Linked DNA regions of Homo sapiens: region 1 is linked to region 2. The links are chromatin loops, found by intact Hi-C in ENCODE. Cell type or tissue: OCI-LY7. All regions are shown on one strand. Links, peaks and the distances in the headings refer to the core of each region. The heading gives the core; the rest is flanking DNA. Region 1 overlaps ANKS1B (ankyrin repeat and sterile alpha motif domain containing 1B). Region 2 overlaps ANKS1B (ankyrin repeat and sterile alpha motif domain containing 1B).

The links. Hi-C counts contacts between places; a loop is a spot of excess contacts. Peaks named below come from ENCODE experiments on the same cell type or tissue, not always from the same donor. Only the 100,000 strongest peaks of a DNase experiment are listed, where the experiment ranks them.
Region 1: it touches region 2 in a loop (3-fold over the local background); 1 of 110 quality-filtered maps calls a loop at or near these places.

What each region holds. Positions count from the first base shown.
Region 1 is chr12:99,331,147-99,335,545 of GRCh38, forward strand. The region is part of intron 12 of ANKS1B (ankyrin repeat and sterile alpha motif domain containing 1B); the gene reads right to left. Among named protein-coding and RNA genes, the nearest start is that of GARIN6, 310 kb to the right of the region's middle. In OCI-LY7, for the core only: no CTCF peak of the experiment used is centred there; a DNase peak (open chromatin) is centred at 2,295; H3K4me3 peaks cover 387 bases; H3K27ac peaks cover 1,782 bases.
Region 2 is chr12:99,391,992-99,396,390 of GRCh38, forward strand. All of the region lies in intron 12 of ANKS1B (ankyrin repeat and sterile alpha motif domain containing 1B), which reads right to left. Among named protein-coding and RNA genes, the nearest start is that of GARIN6, 250 kb to the right of the region's middle. In OCI-LY7, for the core only: no CTCF peak of the experiment used is centred there; DNase peaks (open chromatin) are centred at 310, 650, 1,300 and 2,000; H3K4me3 peaks cover 2,785 bases; H3K27ac peaks cover 4,000 bases.

The DNA of each region.
Region 1 (4,399 bases), core at 332-4,331, 61 kb before region 2:
GCATGTGTTACTGTTAATAACAACTTGTGTTTTAAGACATAAAATGGTTTTATAATATGCTCATGGATTCCTGGATTGAACCTGACACCTCTGGGTTTACTTAACGTCCTAAAAAAAGAAACAGTACTCTAATATGGGGCTAGATATTACTGAAAAAGTCAACTAGTAGCAGTAAATGTCAAAATTCACCTTAAAATGGCATCTCTAATTATAAGTCGACAGTAGCAAAGCATTGGCAGTTTCCATGATATTACATGCTTTACAACCTCCTGCAGCTGCCAGCCAAATCTCCGTTTCTCTTCTACATTTGCTTTTCCTTCATGACATTTAATCAGTCAACAATATGAACGCTGGAGTTCTCCTAAGCCACCCTACAGTTTAAAATCCTGACTACTTCATGTTCTTCTGAAAGTGGGGCGGGGAGAGCAGCAAGTCTTTCAGAATGAGATCTGTACTTATCGATCACAGCATCAGCAGGGAAATTGGCCTTTGTAGGGGTGAATGTGGTTCGTTCACTGAGAAAGGAAAAACTATTTTGGGTTAAAATGAAGGCAAAACAATTCAGGCAGCTGAAGAGGCTTCTGAAAACTGGAAAGATGGAATTTCCAGGGTTTGGGCAATGAGGCAGAGACTAAATTTATGGAAAGCAGACAGGAGAACAACTTCAGGTTAGTCTAAAAAAGGAATCTGGAGAGAGCTTATGTAGAGAAAAATCACACAGACTGAATCATACGTGGGGAATGAATAGAGGGAAAACCTGACTCTGGGAGCTGCGATTATAGAGGAAATAAAGGCAGTAAAGATTAAATATCAGTCCCTAACACTGCCTCAAAAAAGCCTGACAATATATTCACAGCTGGGTATAACCTCTGCAGGCACCACTAAGTAGTCCTTCCGTTCTATTGAGTTCCTTCCACAGTTTGTTCCTCCCTTAAACCTCTCATGAGAAATCCTTTCCCTCGATATGCTGTATAGCGTGTTAAAGTGTAGTCTGAGGACCAGCAGCATTGGCATCTCCTAGGAGCTTATTAGAAGTGCAGAATTATGGCTCCACTCAAATCTACTGAAACTGAACACAATTTTTCCAAGATCGTAGATGATTCATGCGCACATTAAAGTTTGAGAAGCACTGATCTACAACATATACGATGTGCTGTCTAAGACTTTTTTACTGCATATCAAAACATAGGCAGATAGATTACAACTGTACATCATTTATTCATTCTCTTAACAAATACTCACTAAACACAGGCCCTATTCTCAAGGAGTTGGCACTTTGCTACCAGTTATTGAACTCCCTTCCGTTCTCTGCATTGTGTGAGGTGTCAGGGCTAGAAGGATAAATATGGCATTGTCCCTGCCCTTAATTAGATCATAGATATGTTAGGAAATAGTTAATGCAAAAAAGTGTCATGGTTTTAATGCTAAAAACGTGTACCTGGCACTGGGATTACAGGAGAACAAGTATTGGAGACATATAAGGAAGGTGGTGATCAAGGTTTTTAGAAATGGAAAAGTTTTTATAGAGGTGAGCTGAGCTTTCAAAAAAAAAAAAGCTTTTTTTCTTTTTTCCAGGTGGACCATGGGGCATTGTGGGCAGGATGAAGGAAGGGTTAGAAAGAAGGGTGTACAAGGGAGAGGAAACAATCTTAACAAAGGCTCAAGGGCAAGAAACAGGTTGGCCTATTCAGAGAACTTTAAGTAATTCCATATGGCTGGATGATAGGTTTTGAGGAGGGTGGATTGGGGTCTGGTGGTCAGAGATAAGGCTGGAGAGCTTGACAGGGGCCAGATTTAGGGGGCTGTATTGTAGCCTAAGCACTTTGGGATTGATCCTACAGAGCAGCAATAAGAAGTCACTGAAGGTTTTCCAGTAAGGCAATAACAAGATCACGTTTGTGTTTTAGAAACATCACTCTGGAGGATGTTTGGGGAATGGTGATTAGCCAATTTGGCTGAAGCACAAAGTACACAGAGAAAAGTAAAGGCAGATAAGGCTGGAAATGTAAATTTGGATCCAGATCATAGAGGATACTGACTGCCATGCTTTGTACTTTGTAGGCAGTGGGGAGACACTGAAATTTTCTGAGCAAGAGAATGCTTTAGACTGGGAAGAGACTAAAGACAGAAGGCCAGTTAGAAAGTTATTGCAATAATTTAGGCAAGAGGTAATAAGAACCTGATGACTCTGAGAATAGAAATTAACAGATAGATTCAAGAAGCAGGTGCACAATTATAAGCACAGTTTCATTACTCATTTTAGGATACCACAATTTCATACATAAATCAGATCTTTATAAATGTCTTCATTTTCACATCCTAATATAGCATTTACTTCTGTACCAATCACTGGGTGAGATACTCTTAACGTTCTTTGGGTCACCAAGGAAAAAATCTCCTTCCTGTTGATTTAGTTTGCAGGTCCCTGTCTCAGTTCCATGTGGAAGCCGCTGCATGCCTCTAAGTCACCCAAACCCAAAATAAAAATTTTGTTACAGAATTGTTCTCTATTTGCCTCTTTGGTTGTTTCTCAACCCTGAATATGTTCCTAGGAAGGCTTCTTGGTTATTCTTTATTCACTTTCAAGAAAATAGCCTTCCCTTTTCCCATCTCCAGCCCCTTTTCTAGTCCCACATTTTTTTCACTTAGAAGCACTGATTCCACTAGGTGGTAGGTAGGGAGATCAAAGTCACATTTCCAGTTCTCAGTTTTTTTTTTTTTTTTTTTTTAACAATGTGAGTAAGTTGTAGGGTAGGTACATGTTGATCGCATTTCATATACCTCAACTGCTGCCAGATTGGTTTTTTGTATGATTTATGGTTATGGAGCTTTATGGCTGGTGTGAGGTTATTTTGAATTTATTTAGAAAGCTCTTTCAAGTGTTTCAGTTTCACATCATAGAATATTTATAATTCTGGGTCAGGCATCATGTTTAGCTTGACTTCCAAGATACAGAATTCCAAACAGCCATTTGCTCCTCTAAATAGATAGATAGATAGATAGATAGACAGACAGACAGACAGACAGACAGACAGATAGATAGATACATAGATACATAGATACATAGATACATAGAAAGATAGAAGCACAGTATATCTGTTTCCTGTACATCAATTTTCCTGGTACTGGATGGCTTCATTCTTTCTAATTCAAGACCCACCAGGCCTCGAGAATGATTAGAAACATTCATGCTTTAATATTAATACTTACAAAATCTCCCTGTTCTTATCTGAGCTTTGCATTTTTGTTAAGATGCTTAGCCAGAATGGAAGCTGCCCACACAATGCTTGTATAAAAATTATACTTGCTCAATAATATTCATATCTCCACCCACTCTTGAGTGGAACAGAACAAGCATTATGATATGCATGTACACATTTGCATAAAAATATACCATACACAAATTCAAGTTTGCATGCCCAGTTCCAAATGCACACCACCATAGAAATGCACATTTGAAAAAGCATGCAATCTCAATGTCCAGACGTTTTCCTCCCTAGAGAGTGATTTTTTTCCTAAAATGAAAGAATAATAATAGCCTTAATTTATGTAGTACATTTTTTTCCATTCTCCTCCCTTTACAAGAGATGAGTCAATTATTTTATGAGCAACTTAAAAAAGCATAAATTTTTTCTTCCTTTACGTATGGAGTAAGGCAAGGTGTCCCAGGAGACTAGTTCCTCATGCAAATTCAAGGGTGAAGTGAAATTTGTCAATATATTCTTCCTTTTATGACAGTCTTTCCTTCTCTTACAGCTACCTCAATTCTTTGCCAGCCAGCTGAGAGATCTCTATTGAAGAAATCTCTTGGCTAATCTCCCAGTTTCCCATCTCTTACTACAAAAGGTTTCAATTCACAAAACACAGGCTGACACAATCCTATTGAGTCCTCGCGATGGTCTTGCAATTTTGTAAACTCATAGAGCAGATGTTATATTTATTTAACAAACATATTTTCCACTTCTAAGAGTTCTTTCTTTTTTCTATTTACGTGTTGTATTTTTATTTCTTCCTAGTTTTCTTCTTCAGTTTTAATTTTTTAAGCTTTTAAAATTTTTTTCATTTTTAATTTTCATGGGTACATAGTAGATGTATATATTTATGGGGTACATAAGATATTTTGATACAGGCATATAATGTGTAATAATCACATCACAGTAAATGAGGTATCCCTAATCTCAAGCATTTATTATTTCTTTGTATTATGAACATTCCAATTATATTGTTTTAGTTACTTTTAAGTATACAATAAATTACTGTTGACTATAGTCACCCTGTTTTGCTATCAAATACTAGATCCTATTCATTCTATTTTTTTTAACCCATTAGCCATCCCTGCTCCCACCTGGTTCCCAGCTACCCTTCCCAGCCTCTAGTAACCACCATTTTATTATCTCCA
Region 2 (4,399 bases), core at 104-4,103:
CCAACCAATAACTCAGCTAATATATTTAATGTATATATTTTTAGGAAAACAGGTCCCAAAGATGTAATCTCGCATCATCCTCTCTAACCCTTTACTTTCTCCATATCAGCTTGCCCCGAATCTTAGCTTGGAGTTGAGAGGTCATCTCAGCAGCCTGTTCCTGGCCTTCCTGTCGGCTGGAGGCCAAAGCCTCCCTCAGCTGCCTGTGTCCAGTGGCTGCTGTAATAATGATGTCTCAGCTTCAGGAGGTCTATTTCCAGGCCATGTGAGCTAATTAAAACACAGGCCTTCATTTGCCTTTCTGGCAATCCCTGATCAGTGTGAGAGGCCTATGCCACCCTCTCCATTCTAATTTTAGTTCTCCTCTAGTGTTTTCTCTCCTTTGCAGAAAAGCGTCCTATGCTGCTAAGCACTTACAGGCTTTTGTTTTTGTTATTTCTCCCACTTGGAAAGAAGCACTTTTCCACTTTACTCCTTTTGGGTTTTCTCCTCCCATCAGTTTTCTCCTGCAGGAGGTGATGGTTTGAAACTACTAGCAAAACTGAAGATAATTAGTTACCCAAGGTAGTTGACTTGCTTAGCAGGTGCCCTTGAGAAAGTGCTAATGCACAAAATTCTTCATGTGGAAACAACTTTTTGGACACAGCTTTCTATAAAGATAGAGAACACCTGTTATCACTGGCGATGCTCAGCTTCTTTTCCCCCAGCAATTCACAACACAACTATCCAGAGTTCAGAACTCATAAATTCACTCACAATAGGCTGAGATGCTATTTTTCGGTCTTTTAAAACGGATACTCTTTACTTCTGATAAGCATAAAATTATCACATGGCTTCCTCCCACCCTACCCTCCCTCACTGAAAAAAAATCATTATCTCAACTATCTACTCTACATATCTACTTGAATATCCAACAGATTTTCAAATTAAAATGTTCAAAACTGAGATTTCCCCATCTCCACTAATATCAGCTCCATCTTTCCAAAGGTCAAAACACCAAATATCTTTGAATTACAACTTTGGTCCCTTTTATTTTCTTATATCCTACCTCCAATTCATCCAAATATATATGTAGATAGATTGATAGATCAATCGATAGACAGATGATAGATAGATAGATAGATAGATAGATAGATAGACAGATAGATCTACCTTTAACATAGATCCAGAATTCTACCACTCCTCACCACCTCTATTTAAAAAAAACTGTTACCCGAGGAAAGAAGAACACACTGGCAACCATTAAGGGGACCCAAGAGATTGAAATATCTTAGCAGATGGGTTCTCAGGTCATTCAAAGGTTTCACATGAGAATGAGACACATAGTGGCCATGTGCAGAGAGAGCCCCTTAGGGAAGTGGCCTTGAATGAAACACCTCTCTTAGGGAGACTTTGGCAGCCAGGGAATGACATGAGGAGCCTTGGCACCTCAAGGAAGAGTGGGACAAAGTATAGAAGAAGTGAACTCAGATAAAGGTGATCTATATTACAATGTGTTAAACAAATGGAAAGATTAAATATTATGAACGCAGTGAATGTTATGTCTTTAGAAGTATCAAACATTTCTTCCAGGAAATTGTTGTACTGATTTAATTGCAGTATTTAAGAATATGTTGATGGAGGAGAGGCTAACTCAGCTGCTCAGTCCCATGGTCTTAAGACAATTGCTGATAATTATAATCATTCCTAGTTCCTTGTGCATCCCATTCTTTGAATCCAACAATTATTCCAACCCTCTTCTTTAATACCTTGACTCCAGCAATACTTTGACCCCACTGGAATCTCCAGTCCTAAGATCTTATTGATTTTTCAGTGTTAATTATCTCCTTGTTCTCTTTCACTTCCCTCTTCATCTTGAAGTCTATGGTTAAATATTACACTCCCTTGCATTTATATTTCCTTGCTCTTCAATCACTTCAATATACCAATTTAGCAAAACCACAACCTATGTAAAATTCAACTCTCCAAATACTCTGCACCTGCATCCTCCAGCTGACATAGGCTGGAGAAAAACACAGAACCACATTGGATAGTCTAATTCTAAATGCATGAACACAGACTTTAAATAGGCCTTTAATGCTGCCAGGTGATCACATCATATACCTCCTTTGTCCACTCACTGTTTCTTCTAAACAACTATTTCACACTGTTCTCTCTTTCCTCAAACTCTACATTTCCTTCTCTGTCTTTGGTTTCAATTGAAGCTGCTGCTCTCTACTTTGTAGAAAAACTGAAAACTATCAGAACAGATCTTCCCCAGATTCCCACCACATGGATCTCCTGCCAGTATTTGCACCCACAACCAAAACATCTGTTCATGCTCCTGTCCAAAACCAGTCTCTCCACTTGGTTAATAATAGAATTCATCATCCCCTCTTTCTCCTCCATCGTAACTTAAAAATTCCCCTGTGAAGAAATTCCTTCAAGGGTAGTCTATCATTACTCTAAGTCCTCTCCTCCCTTTCTCCCTTAAAACCACCACATGAGGCTCTATCATTTCCAACCAAATTGCTCTTGTCAAGGTCAGCAGTGACCCCCCCACCCCCAATATTGTTAAATCCATGAACCTATTCTAACTTAGTCCTCATCCTACTTAACTTATCAGCTATATTTGACAGAGTTGATCCCTCTTTCCTTCTTAATAACTTTCTTCACCTGACTTCAGAACAAGACACTCACCAAAAGATTTCCTTCTATCTCACAGGTTGCTCCTTATCAGCTTCCCTTGCTGGTGCTGCCTTTCATTCCATCCTTCCTCAAGCTCAGTTATTGGTCTTCTTCCTCTACACACGCTGCATATCATCTGTATAATGACGACGTTCACATCTATACCTGCAGACTGGACCTTCTGCTGCCTACTTGACACATCTATTCAGATATTCAGTAGGCATCTCAAAATTAACTCCTGGTATTTCTCACTGTTTACCAAACCTTCTCTTCCCCAAATCTCTTGTGTGTCAAACGATAGGAAATTCATTCTTACAGTTGTTAAGGAGAAAGGTCTTGGAGTCATCCTTAATTCTTCTCATTTTCTCATATACCATGTCCACTCCACCATGAAATTCCATTGGATCTGCCTTAAAAATATGTCCAACATCTCTCCATTTCTCTCTAACTCTGCTGATTCACCTGTGATCTTAGCTGCTTTCCCTCTCTTACTGCAATGCTACAATTGCCTTCTAACTGGCTTTCCTGCATCCACCCTTGTTCCCTCTCCCCATCCATGATCGACATTATAGCCAGATTAATCCTCATAAAATAGAAGTTAGATCATGTGACTTTTCTTCTGAAAGAACTGAATAGGCTCTAAGAAAAATCACTCTGGGTTAAAGCCAAAGTCCTGAAATGGCTTATTAGGGCCTTACATAATCTATCCCTCACCCTCTCTTCTTACCTACAAATATTCTACATTTCAAGGAAGAGCATCCACCTTTCACTCATCAGCTTAAGCTAGAAACTTTAGAGCCCTCCTTGAAATATTTCCCCTCATCTTTGCACATCCAATTACCATGACCTGTTAATTACTCTTTCCTTGTATCTCTTAAACCAATTTACATTTTCCCTTTGCTATGAAACTATTTCTCCCCTTCTCCAATGTCATTTCATCTCAAATCTACTACATATTAATACTAGAGTGAACTTTCTAGTTAAATGTGAACCTATTTATATCATTCCCCAGACTGTATAACACCAAAGCTTTTTAATTCTAACAACCTTTTTTGATGATTCACAAGTTGAAGCTTTAATCACAATTCAAGCTACTTTTTAAATGGCCCTCTGTTATAATAAATTCATTGGTTCACTTAAAAGTGTTTTGCAGCATACGATTTATTTTTGAAGATGTATTAGTCTTTGTTCTGTTAAATGCCATTTTGGTCAAGATTAATTTTTTGTGTATGCAATCATTTATAAAATGAAATGTAGATTAATCAGTAAATTTAAATTATACTTCTAAGTCAAGAAAAGGTCAGCTATCTCGGCATAAGCTTGGTCAGCTACCTTGGCATACCTTGTACAGACTTACAACAGGCCCCCCTATCTTAAAGCTACTACAGATTTCAAATAATAGTATTAAAAACAAAAATAATATTAAGCAATAACTGTGATAATATTAAAGAATAATATTAGTTGCCAAGGTTTACAAAATGTATTAACATAAACTCATTTATTACTACAAATACCTAAAGAGTAGATATTATTTCCACTTTCAGAGGAGCAAATTAAATGTCAGAAAAGTTAAAGGTTTTGATGGAAAATATCTAGCAAATCAGTGATGGAACTGACTCTTCAACTCATTCTCTTTATATACCCAGTGGCAATGTCTGTAAAGCATAACAAATTAAATATGTGTAAGCTAATAAAATGCTACTTTTGCAAGTACAAATGCCTTCCTTACAAG